Linked DNA regions of Homo sapiens: region 1 is linked to region 2. A link is an interaction called in ENCODE POLR2A ChIA-PET data of the cell type or tissue named here. Cell type or tissue: GM12878. All regions are shown on one strand. Each heading gives the region's core, and the rest is flanking DNA. Links, peaks and the distances in the headings are about the cores only. Region 1 overlaps INSR (insulin receptor). Region 2 overlaps INSR (insulin receptor).

Evidence for each region. ChIA-PET counts read pairs that join two places held together with the same protein. Peaks named below come from ENCODE experiments on the same cell type or tissue, not always from the same donor. Only the 100,000 strongest peaks of a DNase experiment are listed, where the experiment ranks them.
Region 1: POLR2A ChIA-PET joins it to region 2 with 6 read pairs; 7 of 35 experiments call an interaction of 5 or more read pairs at or near these places.

The regions. Positions count from the first base shown.
Region 1 is chr19:7,257,132-7,264,438 of GRCh38, forward strand. The region is part of intron 2 of INSR (insulin receptor); the gene reads right to left. Among named protein-coding and RNA genes, the nearest start is that of INSR, 34 kb to the right of the region's middle. RefSeq lists an enhancer at 258-1,120. In GM12878, for the core only: no CTCF peak of the experiment used is centred there; no DNase peak of the experiment used is centred there.
Region 2 is chr19:7,175,290-7,182,596 of GRCh38, forward strand. All of the region lies in intron 3 of INSR (insulin receptor), which reads right to left. Among named protein-coding and RNA genes, the nearest start is that of ZNF557, 110 kb to the left of the region's middle. RefSeq lists an enhancer at 3,906-4,005. In GM12878, for the core only: no CTCF peak of the experiment used is centred there; DNase peaks (open chromatin) are centred at 4,042 and 4,446; H3K27ac peaks cover 1,850 bases.

The sequences.
Region 1 (7,307 bases), core at 762-5,761, 82 kb after region 2:
GGGGTTTCACTATGTTGGCCCAGGGTGGTCTCGAACTCCTGACCTCAGTTGATCCACCCACCTTGGCTTCCCAAAGTGCTGGGATTACAGGCCTGAGCCACCGTGCCCGGCCTCCCCCACCTTATCTTTTTCTTTTTGTTGGATCCCCGTGTGCAGGCGTTACACTTTCCTGTCTTCTGTATGGACGACAGTGACATCGCCACAAGGGAATTTATCAATATTCCCTGTTATCTAGAGAACATCATGATTTCCAGGTGCTCTGCTCCAAACACGTCTAGAAGCACGGGTTCGATGACTCACTCGAAGGGGAAAGGCGGGGTGGGAGGAGGGAGGAGGGTGGAGTGGGGGCCTTGCCTTGTACATATACTGCCCTCCTCCACCCAAACAGAGAGCTCCAAAAAAAAAAAAAAAAAATGCTAATCATCTGAGTGAAAAATGAATTACAACTACTGTGGAATTTTTTTCAGTACAGTGCTCTACCCCACATTTTTTTTTCTTTTTTTCTTTTTTGAGACAGAGTCTCAAAAAGTAAGGAAGGAAGGAAGAAAGGAAGGAGGGAAGAAAGAAAAGGAAAGAAAGGAAGGAAAGAGGGAAGGAAGGAAGGAAGTACCAGCAAAGGGCAGCTGGGCTGTATGGCCTCAGGCCGTGGTGCTCCCAAGTCCCACTGAAACAGCCTCTATCCCTGAATGCTGAATGTCCAGCTCATATATAGACAGAGTCTCACCCTGTCACCCAGGCTGGAGTGCAGTGGCGCAATCTCCACTCATTGCAACTTCCGCCTCCCAGGTTCAAGTGATTCTCCTGCCTCAGCCTCCTGAGTAGCTGGGATTACAGGTGCCCGCCACCACGCTCAGCTAATGTTTGTACATTTTTTAGTAGAGATGGGGTTTCTCCATGTTGGCCAGGGTGGTCTTGAACTCCTGGCCTCGAGTGATCTGCCCGCTTCGGCCTCCCAAGGTGCTGGGATTACAGGCATGAGCCACCATGCCCGGCCAAAAATGTGAAAAAGCATTCTTAAGCCAGGCAAGCACAGTGGCTCACGCCTATAGTCCCAGCACTTTGGGAGGCCAAGAAAGGAGGATTGCTTGAACCCAATTGTTTGAGACCAGCCTGGGCAACATAGCAAGACCCCATCTCTACTAAAAAAATAAAAAGAAATTAGCTGGGCGTGGTGGTGCCTGCCTGTGGTTCCAGCTACTGAGGAGGCTGACTGAGGTGGCAGTGGCCTATGATCACCCCACTGCACTCCAGCCCAGGCGACAGAGTGAGACCCCATCTCTAAAAATAAAAATAAAATAAAAAATTCTTAGCTCATAGGTCATACAAAAATAGCAGCTGGCGGACTGGATTTGGCCCACAGGTCGTAGTTTGCTGATCACTGGGCAAAGGCCTTACGTCAGACAAGTCTGAAGTCAAACCATTCCCCAGCTAGGTCTCCTAGAGCAAGTCTCATAATTCCTAGCCATGCCTCAGTTCCCTCTTCTGTAAAATGAGGATAACAAACCCTCATAGGCTGTGATGGGATCCCCTAAGGCATTGCTTAGCACATAGTAAGTGCTCAGTAAACACTAGCTATTGATGAGTGTTAAGGATGTCATTGTCAACTGTGAGCCAGGTACTATGACAGGTGCTTGAGATACAACAAAGTCCCTGCCTTCAGGAGAGCTTAGTCTGATAGGAGAGGCCCTAAGTCAAGACAGAATGAGAAGGCTGATAAGAAGAGGCAACACACATGTTGGCAGGGGCAAATTCTAGATTTCCTCTCCAGTTTCTTTTCCTTCTTTCCTTCCTTCCTTCCCTCCTTCCTTTCCTTCTTCCTTCCTTCCTTCCCTCCTTCCTTTTTTTCTTTCCTCCTTCCTTCCTTCACTCCTTCTTTCATTTCTCCTTCCCTCCTTTCCTTCCCTCCTTCCTTCCTTTCTTTCTTCCTTCCTTTCTCCTTCCCTCCTTCTTTCCTTCCCGCCTTCCCTCCTTCCTTCCTTCCTTTCTTTCCTTTTATTTCTTCCCTCCTTCCTTTTTTCCTTCCTTTTCTTTTCTTTCTTCCCTCCTTCCTTCCTTCCCTCCTTCCTTCCTTTCTTTTTACAGTTTCCTGCATTTCACCAACTTCCCGCAATGACATCTATAAGACACAAAGGTAAAGAGCTTGGATTCTGAGCCAGAATCCCCAGCTTCAAATCCCATCTCCACTACTTACTACCCATGTGTGTGGGGTGCGCGGCGGAAGGGGTGGGCGGGGCAGTGTTGGAAGTAGAAGTTGCTTAACCTCTCGAAGCCTTAGTGGTCTCAACAATAAATAAGATTGTTGGGAAGATGGGATGCAATATCCTAATCAAAGCACCCAGAACCACGGCTGGCATGAAATCAGCATTTGCCACAAAGACAATTCCGATTGTTAAAATACCAAGGCAAGCCCAGAGTAGTGGTTCACACCTGTAATCCCAGCACTTTGGTAGGCCAAGGCAGGCGGATCACTTGAGGCCAGGAGTTCAAGACCAGCCTAGGCAACATGGCGAAACCCCATCTCTACTAAAAATACAAACATTAGCCAGGCATGGTGGCACGTGCCTGTAATCCCAGCTACTCAGGAGGTTGAGGCAGAAGAATCGCTTGAACCCAGGAGGCGGAGGTTGCAGTGAGCTCAGATCATGCCACTGCACTCCAGCCTGGACAACAGAGCGAGACTCTGTCTCAAAAAAAAAAAAAAGAAAAAGAAAACAAAATCAAGTCAAGTCCAGCGTGGTGGCTCACATGTGAAATCTCAGCACTTTGAGAGGCTGAGGTGGGGGGATTCCTTAGAGTCCAGGAGTTTGAGACCGACCTGAGCCACATAGCAAGACTCCCATCTCAATTTAAAAAAATATTAAAAACTAAATAAAAATGTAAAAAAATAAAATATCAAGGCAAACTTTTTAAATGGAAGAAGAAAAAGAAGCAGAGAGTTTCCATAGGCAGCTAAAAATTCTGCCAAAAATCAAACCCTCCAAGAGCATGCATTTAAACTCGTGCATTTAAATACGTGATATTTAATGTGGTAGGCACAATACCACACTTTGAGAGACTTTGACTCGGAGCTGTAATCTCAGACCCAGGGAGGAGGGATTTGCTGCTTTCAGCCTCCCCCTCCTGCTTTGGTGCCGACGTCCATATGTGGCATCTCGGGTTGGTTTCCCCTGGCACCCAGCATGTCCCGGCCTCACCCACCCCTCTGGCCGGCAGTGAGCAGCTGGGGTGACCTCCCAGAAAGAAAATGCCAGTGGGTTTGGCTAAAGCAGCTGGTCAGGCAAGCCCTGTGGCTTCTGGTCCCCTCAAAATGCCCAGAGCTGAGAATTTCCAGAGCATCCCATGCTGTTGGCACCCAAAAATCAGGGTGGTCTTCCCTCTGGGGCTGGAGGTGTGGCACCCATCCCTCATCAGCAGGTCGCAAGATACATGTTCCTCTGCCTGCCTCAAAACCAAAGTCAGAAATGAGGCTGAGCCCTGGTAGATATTCACCTGGAAGCTAGTCTGCCCAGATAGGGTGGGCCCATGGTGCTTACTTACTGGAAGCTTCCAGGACACTCACGGAGCACCTGAGGCTAGGTTAAGTGCCTCCCCCTGCACCATCTCATTCAACCCCCACACCACCACCCTAAGAAGCAGGTCCCATAATGACCCCCATTTTTCAGATGGAGAAACTGAGGCTTGAACCAGCTTGTGACCAGTCAATGGTAAAACGAGACTGGAAGCCGGTGCTGCTTGCCTCAAAGAACTTCTTTTTTTTTTTTTTAAAGACAGAGTCTCACCGAGTCTCACTCTGTCGCCCAGGCTGGAGTGCAGTGGTGTGATCTCAGCTCACTGCGACCTCCGCCCCCGGGGCCCATGCGATCCTCCCACCTCAGCCTTCCAAGTAGCTGGGGTTACAGGCACCTGCCACCATGCCTGGCTAATTTTTGTATTTTTTGTCGAGACGGGGTTTCTCCATGTTGCCCAGGCTGGTCTCGAACTCCTGAGCTCAAGCAGTCTGCCCTCCTCGGCCTCCCAAAGTGCTGGCATTACAAGCATGAGCCACCGCGTCCAGCTGGCTGAACTAATGTAGATCTCCCTCTAACTCTCCCCCTCTTCTGAGTGTACTTGGTTTGATCGTGAACATCTGCATTTGCCACTAGACTGGCCGCTCTGAGGAGGCAAAGGCTGGCTCCCTTCCTATGCCCTGAGCGCCCCAGAACATGACACCTAGTAGGCAGTCAATAAACGAACTGCATAGACCCCGTCTCCACTCTTCCCATGTAAGGCTTCGTGCATTGGACCTCTCCTGGTATCTTTGCCCCAAATCCATTGCAGGATAATGGAGAGAGGGTGTCCAGGCTATGGATCATTAGCACATGCCATGTTTTTTTGTTTTTCTTTTAATTCCCCTAACCATTTTTTTTTCTTTTTTTAAAAAATGGAGTTTCACTCTGTCGGCCAGGCTGGGGTGCAATGGCACGATCTCAGCTCACTGCAACCTCTGCCTCTCGGGTTCGAGTGATTCTCCTGCCTCAGCCTCCTAAGTAGCTGGGATTACAGGCGCCCACCACCACGCCTGGCTAATTTTCATATTTTTAGTAGAGACAGCGTTTTGCTATGTTAGCCAGGCTGGTCTCGAACTCCTGACCTCAAGCGATCCACCTACCTCGGCCTCCCAAAGTGCTGGGATTACAGGTGTGGGGCCTCCACACCCGGCCCCCTTAACCATTGAAAGCCTTTTTTTGGTCTCCCTGTAAAAAGTGCTTAAGGGACAGGTAGAAGAAGGGGTGGATGTTGCTCGGAATTGCTTAAACTAGGTCCAAAGGACAAACCAGCACCTTCATCCTAAATGTTGATGCATTCCCCTGATGCTTCCAGAAGCTGCCAAGTGTGGAAGACAAAAATAGCAACTACGGATGTTCACAGAAGTATCTGAAAAGACTCTGGGGGAAAAGAGGGGTTGATGGATAGTTTTCTCCAGCCCATTTCTGTCACCTAAGACAGGGGAGTATCCTCTGAAGGCTCAATCTATTCTGTATTCAAAAATCCCATCAGACATCAAATAAGCCTCCTAAGGCTGGGCGCGGTAGCTCACGCCTGTAATCCCAGCACTTTGGGAGGCCGAGGCCAGTGGATTATCTGAGGTCAGGAGTTCAAGACCAGCCTGGCCAACATGGTGAAACCCCATCTCTACTAAAAATCCAAAACATTAACTGGGCGTGGTGGCAGGTGCCCGTAATCCGAGCCACGCGGGAGGCTGAGGCAGGAGAATCGCTTGAACCCGGGAGGCAGAGGTTGCAGTGAGCTGAGATCGCACCATTGCAATCCAGCCTGGGCGACGAGAGCAAAACTCCGTCTCAAAAAATAAATAAATAAATAAGTTTCCTAAAGCCTCAGCAACAAGGTTAATGCAGGCATTGAAAAGCTAGATGCGTCAACAGCAGTGGCCCTGATTCACAATGGCAGAAATGTGAAAGCGACCAAGTGCCCGTAGATGGATGAATACACAGGCAAAATGTGCTCCCTCCATACAATGGAACATGATTCAGCCTTAAAAAGGAAAGAATTTCCGACACAGGCTACCACGTGGATGAACCTTGAGGACAACATGCTCAGTGAAATAAGCCAGGCACAAAAGGATAAATCCCGTCTGATTCCACTCACAGGAGGTCCCTACAGTCATCACATTCATAGAGACAGAAAATAGGATGGTAGGTGCCAGGGGGCTGGGAGAGGGAGATGGTGGAGTGAGTGTTTCATGGGGACAGAGTTTCAGTTTGGGAGGATGAGAAAGTTTGGGAGATGGTGGTGGTGATGGTTGCAAAACCACGTGAACGTGCTTAATGCCACTGAAAACTGTGGACTTAAAATGGTTAAGATGGGGCCAGGCGCGGTGGCACTCACCTGTAATCCCAGCACTTTGCGAGGCTGAGGTGGGTGTATTGCTCGAGGCCAGGGGTTTGAGACCATCCTGGCCAACATGGCAAAGCCCCCTCTGTCCTGAAAATACAAAACTTAGCCGGGCATGGTGGCTGGTGCCTATAAGTCCCAGTCACTCGGAAGGCTGAGGCAGGAGAATCATTTGAATCCAGGAGGCGGAGGTTGCAGTGAGCTGAGATCACACCACTGCCCCCCAGCCTAGGTGGCAGAGCAAGACTCCATCTCAAAAAAAAAAAAAGTTAAGATGAAAAATTTATTCTATGTGTATTTTATCACAATACAAGAAATTGAAGAGGGGAAAGAAAGCTGAAGCTGAGTTGCTCTCAAAGACAGGGGCAACAGTTCAAAAAACAATCATTTTTTGGCCCCCTGGGGATACTGCTACTAATGGATGGCTGAGATATATACCACATGCCAGGAACCCGGTACCCCGGGAAGTGTTAGTCGCACCTTCTCCGGGTAACAAAACCCCCAGTACTGGAAAAACAAGCCCGGTTCTTTTTATTGTTTTGTTTTGTGTTCATTTTTGTTTTTGTTTTCTTTTGTTTTTGAGATAGAGTCTCAGTTTGTCACCCAGGCTGGAGCTCAGTGGCATGAACAGGGCTCAGTGCAGCTTCGACCTCCTGGACACAAAAGCCTGGTTCTTAATAGCAAAGCAATTTTTAATTCACTCAAAACATCAGGCACAGCCAGGCACAGCCAGGCACAGTGGCCGATGCATGTAATCCCAGCACTTTGGGAAGCCGAGGTGCTTGAGCTCAGAAATTTGAGACCAGCCTGACCAACATGGCCAAACCCTGTCTCTACAACATACACAAAACTTAGCTAGGTGTTGGCCAGGCACGGTGGCTCACCCCTGTAATCCCAGCACTTTGGGAGGCCAAGGCGGGCAGATCACCTGAGGTCGGGAGTTCGAGACCAGCCTGGCCAACATGGAGAAATCCCATCTCTACTAAAAATACAAAATTAGCTGGGTGTGGTGGCGCATGCCTGTAATCCTAGCTACTCGGGAGGCTGAGGCAGGAGAATCGCTTGAAGCCAGGAGGCAGAAATTGCGGTGAGCCAAGATCATGCCATTGCACTCCAGCCTGGGCAACAAAAGCGAAACTCCATCTCAAAAAAAAAAAAAAAAAAGTAGCCGGATGTGGTGACACCTGTAATCCCAGCTACTTGGGAGGCTGAGGCAGGAAAATTGCTTGAACCTAGGAGGTGGAGGTTGCAGTGAGCCGAGATTGTGCCACTGTACTCCAGCCTGGGTGACAGAACGAGACTCTGTCTCAAAAACAAACAAACAAACAAACAACAGCAACAACAACTGAACACCCAGCAGGGAGCAGGAGACTCAATTGCAGATAACACCATTCTGGATATTTTGTCTAAAACAG
Region 2 (7,307 bases), core at 1,076-6,075:
GGTTGCTTGAGCCTGGGAGTTCAAGATCAGCCTGGGAAGACAGCACACTATGCAGGGTCTCAAGTGATGGCATAAGTCCATCATGCTACGGCAAGGTCTTCTGACCTCAGCATTGTTCACATTTGGGGCCAAGTAATTCTCCACTGTGGTAGTGGGGGTGGCGTCCTATGCATTGGAGGATATTGAGCGGCATCCCTAGGCTCCACTCACGAGCTGCCAGTAGCATCCCTCCCACAAGTTGTGGCAATTAAAAATGTCCTCCAGGCCAGGCAAAGTGGCTCACGCCTGTAATCCCAGCACTTTGGGAGTCCGAGGCGGGCAGATCACCTGAGGTCAGGAGTTCAAGACCAGCCTGGCCAACATGGTGAAACCCTGTCTCTACTAAAAATACAAAAATTAGCTGGGTGTGGTGGCACGTGCCTATAATCTCAGCTACTCAGGAGGCTGAGGTAGGAGAATCGCTTGAACCTGGGAGGCAGAGGTTGCAGTGAGCCGAGATAGCACCACTGCACTCCAGCTGGGAGACACAGTCAGACTCCATCTCAAAAAAAAAAAAAGTCTCCCAACATTGCCAAAAGTCCCCTGGGGAGGGAGGATGCCAGATTGTCCCCAGAAAAGAACCACTGCCTTAAGTGAGAGAATTATGCCATTACCCTATGGTTGCAGGTCCTCTTGCTTTTACCCCAAAGTGACAAGACTCATATTTTACCCCAAAGTGATGGGACAGGACTCCTGCTGGACCCCACAGTGATGGGATTCACACCATATCCCATGGAGGCAGGACCATGATCTACCCTGTGCGTGACAGCAATGGGACTCATAGCATTATCGTGGCGATATGTTTTGGATCTGTGTCCCCACCCAAATCTCATGTCAAATTGTAATCCCCAATGTGGGAGGTGGGGCCTGGTGGGAGATGACTGGATCATGGTGGGCGGAGTTCTCATGAATGGTCTGGCACCATACCCCTTGGCAGTGTATAGTGAGTGAGTTCTCACGAGATCTGGTTGTTTAAAAGTATGTAGCACCAGCCGGGCATGGTGGCTCATGCCTGTAATTCCGGCACTTTGGGAGGCCAAGGCGAGCGGATCACTTCAGGCCAGGAGTTCGAGACCAGCCTGGCCAACATGGTGAAACCCCGTCTCTACTAAAAATACAAAAATTAACCAGGTGTGGTGGTGCCCACCTGTAATCCCAGCTACTGGGGAGGCTGAGGCATGAGAATTGCTTGAACTCAGGAGGTGGAGGCTGCAGTGAGCCGAGATTGTGCCACTGCAGCCCAGCCTGGGTGACAGAGTGAGAATCTGTCTCAAAACAAACAAACAAAACTATGTAGCACCTTCCCCCTTTCTCTCTTCCTTCAGTCATGTAAGATGTGCCTACCTCCCCTTTGCTTTCCGCCACGATTGTAAGTTTCCTGAGGTCTCCCCAGAAGCAGAAGCTGCTATGCTTCCCGTACAGCCTGCAGAACTGTCAGCCAATTAAACCTCTTTTCTTTATAAATTACCCAGTTCCATGTATTCTTTATAGCAGTGCAGAAATGGACTAATGCATGTGGTAATAAGAATGTGCCGTTACCTTGAGATGATGGGCCTGATGTGGCAGAACTGACAGTTACCCCAACGTGGCAGAATTCAACCTGCTACTCCAAGGAGACAGGACATTTGCTGTTCTGTGTGGGATGTGATGCAACTACGGCTGTAACATGACCCCATGTTTAATGGCAAGTGACTTGGGCAGCCTTTGGTTTTGCCAGCCTGCAGCCTGATGCCATCAAACTCACAGCCCCCAGGAGTCCTTTGGGAACCAGTCCTCCCCAACACGGGGTCTCTGAGATCAGTTCTTGGTTGCCAAAGCCCTTCTAGATCCAGGATGGGCACAAGATCCAAGCCAAGCTGAGCACCACCTTCTATTCCTGTGGGGGCTCAGAGGTGGTGGGTACAGAACTTAAGTCAGTGCAGTGAGGGTTTTGCTAGAACATGCTGGAAGGGGAAATTGTCTTCCTTCTGGAGTATCTAAGGGTTTTGCCATCTTGCTAGCATGGGGTGAAGGGTGAGGGAGAAGCTGCCTGATAACAAAACCAACAAAGAGGAAAATAAAGATGAAGGAGACTGATCAGGTACATCGCTTAAGCTTCTTGATACAGCTATACCTGAACCAACTCCCTGAACTTTTTGGTTATGGGTACCAACAAACTCCTTTAATCTTGGTTAAGTCAATGGTTTTTTTGTTTTGTTTTTGTTTTTGTTTTTTTTAAGATGGAGTCTCACTCTTGTTGCCCAGGCTGGAGTACAATGGCACGATCTCGGCTCACTGCAAGCTCCGCCTCCCAGGTTCAAGTGATTCTCCTGCCTCAGCCTCCCGAGTAGCTGGGATTACAGGCATGCACCACCATGCCCCATCTAATTTTGTATTTTTTTTTTTTTTTTTTTTTTTTAGTAGAAACAGGGTTTCTCCATTTTGGTCAGGCTGGTCTCGAACTCCCAACCTCAGGTGATCCACCCGCCTCGGCCTCCCAAAGTGCTGGGATTACAGGTGTGAGCAACCGTGCCCGGCCAGTTAAGCCAATTTGAGTTGGGGTTCTGGTGCATGAAACCACAAGATTCCCAACTGTTACAGTCTCCATTTCTTCATCTGAAAATAACACCACCAACGCCACAGCTTGTGATGAGGAACTCAATGAAGCATACCACAAAAGCACTTCGCACACAGAACGCAATTTTATCCGTTGCTACAAGGGTCATTTTTTATTGGTGGCATCCTTGTTGCTGCTGCTGTTGTTCTCACACTCCTGGGTATTCAACTCTTCAGAGTGATTTTTGTGACTGTAGGATCATAAAGTATGTATCTGGTCTTCATCCCGGTTCTTGGCACAGAGCTTCAAAAACCCTTGGAACTTTCTGAGTCACAGGAATGCTTTTGTTAGGAGTGTTAGGAATGTCGGGGTGACTTGTGGGGGGGGGGGTGCCTAGATAACATGAGGGTGGGGGGCGGTCACCAGAAAGAACAACCCTGTGATCAGAGGGTTGGGGCTTTTAGGACCTCCAGGGAGATGAGGGGGCTGGAAATGGCAGTGTTGAATCACATGGTCAATGATTTCAATCAATCACGCCTAAGGAATGAGACTCCAATTAAAACTCTGGATACTGGGCCGGGTGCAGTGCCTCACGCCTGTAATCCTAGCACTTTGGGAGGCTGAGGCAGGTGAATCACGAAGTCAGGAGTTTGAGACCAGCCTGGCCAACATGGTGAAACCCTGTCTCTACTAAAAATACAAAAATTAGCCGTGCGTGATGGTGCATGCCTGTAGTCCCAGCTACTCGGGGGGCTGAGGCAGGAGAATTGTTTGAACCTGGGATGTGGAGGTTGCAGTGAGCTGAGATTGAGCCACTGCACTCCAGCCTGGGTGACAGAGTGAGACTCCGTCTCAAAACAAACAAACAAACAAACAAAAACTCTGGACGCTGAAGCTCAGTAGTACTTCCCAGCTGGTGGACACACCAGTATGTCAAGAGGGTGATACATGCTGTTGCCACGAGGAGGCAATATGGAAATTCTGCATCTAGAACTCTCCCAGATCTTGCCGTATGTGTATCCTTTATAATAAAACTGTAATTGTATAGCAGGGTTTTTAAATTTGAGACAAGATCTTGCTCTGCCACCCGGGCTGGGGTGCACTGGCACAATCTTAGCTCACTGCAGCCTCGAACTCCTGGGCTCAAGCGATCCTCCTGCTTAAGCCCCTCAAGTACCTGGGACTACAGGCATGCACCCCCTCACCTGGCTAATGTTTTTAAATTTTTGTAGAGATGGGATCTCACTATGTTGTCCAGGCTGGTCTCGAACCTCTGGGCTCAAGTGAGCCTCCCACCATGGCCTCCCAAAGTGCTGGGATTACAGGCATGAGCCACCACACCTGGCCAGGTTTATTTTCATTCTGTGAGTTCCTTCTAGTAAATTATGAAACCCAAACAGTTTGTGGGAATCCCCCAATTTAGAGCCAGTTAGTCAGAAGTGTGGGTGGCTGGGGGATCCCCAAGATGCTGCCAGTGTCTGAAGCAAGGGAAATCTCATGGAGGGCTGAGCCTTAAACTTGTGGCGTCTGATGCTAACTTTGGAGGAGGATGGTGTCAGAACGGTGTTGCAAGTACACCCAGGTAGTGGCAGAACAGCTGAGGCAGAAACAAAATACTGACCAAATGTTTGACTTCTTTTATTGCCTCTATTCTTATTATGTGGCAGGCAATGCTCTAAGCCTGGAGTTGGCAAACAGTGGGCTGGGAGCCAAATCCAGTAGGCCACCTGTTTTTGCAAATAATATCCTATTGGAATATGGCCACATTTATTGGTTAGTACATCGTCTAACCCTGCTTTCACGCTGCAAAGGCAGAGTTAAGTAGCTCCAACAGAGACCATATGGCCCTGAGAGCTGAAAATATTTACTATCTGGCCCTTGGCCAACCCCCGTTCTCAGCTGCCGGTATACATGAGTGAACAAAGCAGATAATATGCTTTCCCAGTGGGAAATTATAAATGACCATGAGTTCTTTGCAGCCTCTCCCACCAAGAAGTGGAGTCTATGTTCCCACCTGTTGAATCTGGGCTTGGCCATATGGCTTGCTTTGGCCAATGGAATATTTGCAAACGTGATACAAGCTGAGGCTTGAAAAGCACTTGAACATTGAGGTCTGCCCTTCCTGGCTGCTGGGGTAAGAGACTTATGGAGAGAGACCCCCACTGACCATCAAAGACACAAGAGGCTCCCCTAAACCATCAGCCGTAGCTAAACAGGCCCAGGCCAGACAAACCTTCAGTCAACACATGAAATCATCAGAGCTCCTAAAGGAGTGTTTTAAGCCACTAAGCACTGAGGTGGTTTTGTTACGCAACAAGAGCTAGCTGATACACTCACAAAGCTTATCATCTGGTTGGGGAGAGTGAATAAATTGACAACAAAGGCTAGGTACAGTGGCTCAGGCCCTGTAATCTCAGCACTTTGGGAAGCCAAGGTGGGAGGATCACTTAAACCCAGGAGTTCAAGACGAGCCTGGGGAATATAGCAAGACCCCCAACACTACAGAATTTTTTTTTAGCCAGGTGTGGTGGTGTGTGCCTATATAGTCCCAGCTACTCAGGAGGCTGTGGCAGGAGGATCTCTTGAGCCCAGGGGGTTGAGACCACAGTGAGCCATGTGGGTGCCACTGCACTCTAGCCTGGGTGACAGACCAAGACCTTGTCTCAAAAAAAAAAAAAAAAGACAAAAATATCAGCTAGTGACAAATCGAAGAGTTAAAACTAAATGATGTGACAGAGAGTGCACGGATGATTGACTCAGACGGGAAGGATTTGCCAAGGAGGTGACTTTTAAGCTGCCATCTAGATGACGAGGGGAAAAAGTGGATCATTCTCAAATGCAGGGACAAGCATTATAGGAAGAGGGAACAGCTAATTGAAAGGCACAGAGGAAAGCGGATGTAGCAAGTTGCAGGAAAAGCTCCTGCGGTAACGACCACCACGGCCAGGGGGCACCGGAATGAAATGAGAATGAGAACTGGCCGAGCCCTCCCGATGAGGAGTTTGGATTCTGTCCATTGGTCTTGGGAAGCCACCGGAGGGTTTTAGGGAAGGACATGGCATATGATCAGATGACCACTTTTATTTTTTCTTTTGAGACAGAGTCTCACTCTGTCACCGAGACTGCAGTGCAGTGGCACACTCTCGGCTCACTGCGACCTCCACCTCCCGGGTTCAAGCAATTCTGCTGTCTCAGCCTCCCGAGTAGCTGGGATTACAGGCGCCCACTGTAATCCCACGCCTGGCTAATTTTTGTATTTTTAGTAGAGATGGGGTTTCACCATGTTGGTCAGGCTGGTCTCGAACTCCTGACCTCAGGTGATCCACCCACCTCGGCCTCCCAAAGTGCTGGGGTTATAGGCGTGAGCCACCGCGCCTGGCCCAGGTGGCCACTTTTTACCAGTGTCACTAGAATGGAAGCAGGAGCAAAGAGATTGTTCAAGGGGACTGGGTCAGACCAGACATGATGGTGAAATAGATGGAGGTGTAGACAAATTTGAGACCTCAGCTTAATAGGAAGAAGTGAGAGAGGCCAAGAAGAATCAAGGATTTTAGGTAATTCTCCCCTTCCCAGTGGATACCCCATACGCATTGAAAATTTATTCATCACAAATATCTGGTCCTTCTCATCTCAGGAAGCAGCACTGTGCTATTACATCCCAGCAGGTACTTTGGAACGACAGTAGATGGTGAGACCTTTTTTTTTTTTTTTTTGGAGATGCAGTTTCACTCTTGTCACACTTGCCTGGGGGCTAACGTGCAATGGCGTGATCTCAGCTCACTGCAACCTCTGCCTCCTGGGTTCAAGCAATTCTCATGCCTCAGCCTCCCGAGTAGCTGGGATAACAGGTATGCATCACCATGCCCAGCTAATTTTTTTTTTGTTTTTGTATTTTTAGTAAAGACGGGGTTTCACCGTGGTGGCCAGGCTGACCTTGAACTCCTGCCCTCAGATGATCCGTCCACTTCGGCCTCCCAAAGTGCTGGGATTACAGGCATAAGCCACTGTGCCTGGCCAAGGCCTTTTAACATGGGTTCCCAGAACTCTGCTCTGAAAACATCAAGAACTCCTTCCCAGATAAGCCACCAGAATGGAAGAAAACATCTGGCCCTATTTGATATCAAACCACATTAGAAAATGCCACAGTACGATTAAGTCTTTCATAAGATAAAAAGAAAAGCTTCAGGCCAGGTGCGGTGGCTCATGCCTGTAATCCCAGCACTTTGGGAGGCCGAGGTGGGTGGATCACTTGAGGTCAGGAGTTCAAGACCAGCCTGGCCAACATGATGAAACCCGGTCTCTACTAAAAATACAAGAAAAATTTAGCTGGGTATGGTGACAGATGTCTGTAATCCCAGCTACTTAGAGGCTAAGGCAGGAGAATCACTTGAACCCGGGAGGCTGAGTTGCAGTGAGCCAAGATCGCACCATTGCACTTCAGTCTGGGCAACAAGAATGAAACTCCATCTCAAAAAAACAAAAGCACAAACAAAAAAAAATTGGCCAGGCTTGCTGCCTCACACCTGTAATCCCAGCTACTTGGGAGGCTGAGGCAGGAGAATGGCTTGAACCTGGAAGGCAGAGGTTGCAGTGAGCTGAGATCATGCCACTGCACTCCAGCCTGGGTGACAGAGTGAGGCTCTGTCTCAAAATAAATAAATTAATTAATTAAAAGCTTCAGAAATAAAAATATTAATTTTTTTAAACCTACGCAATAAAATACGGTGACAAT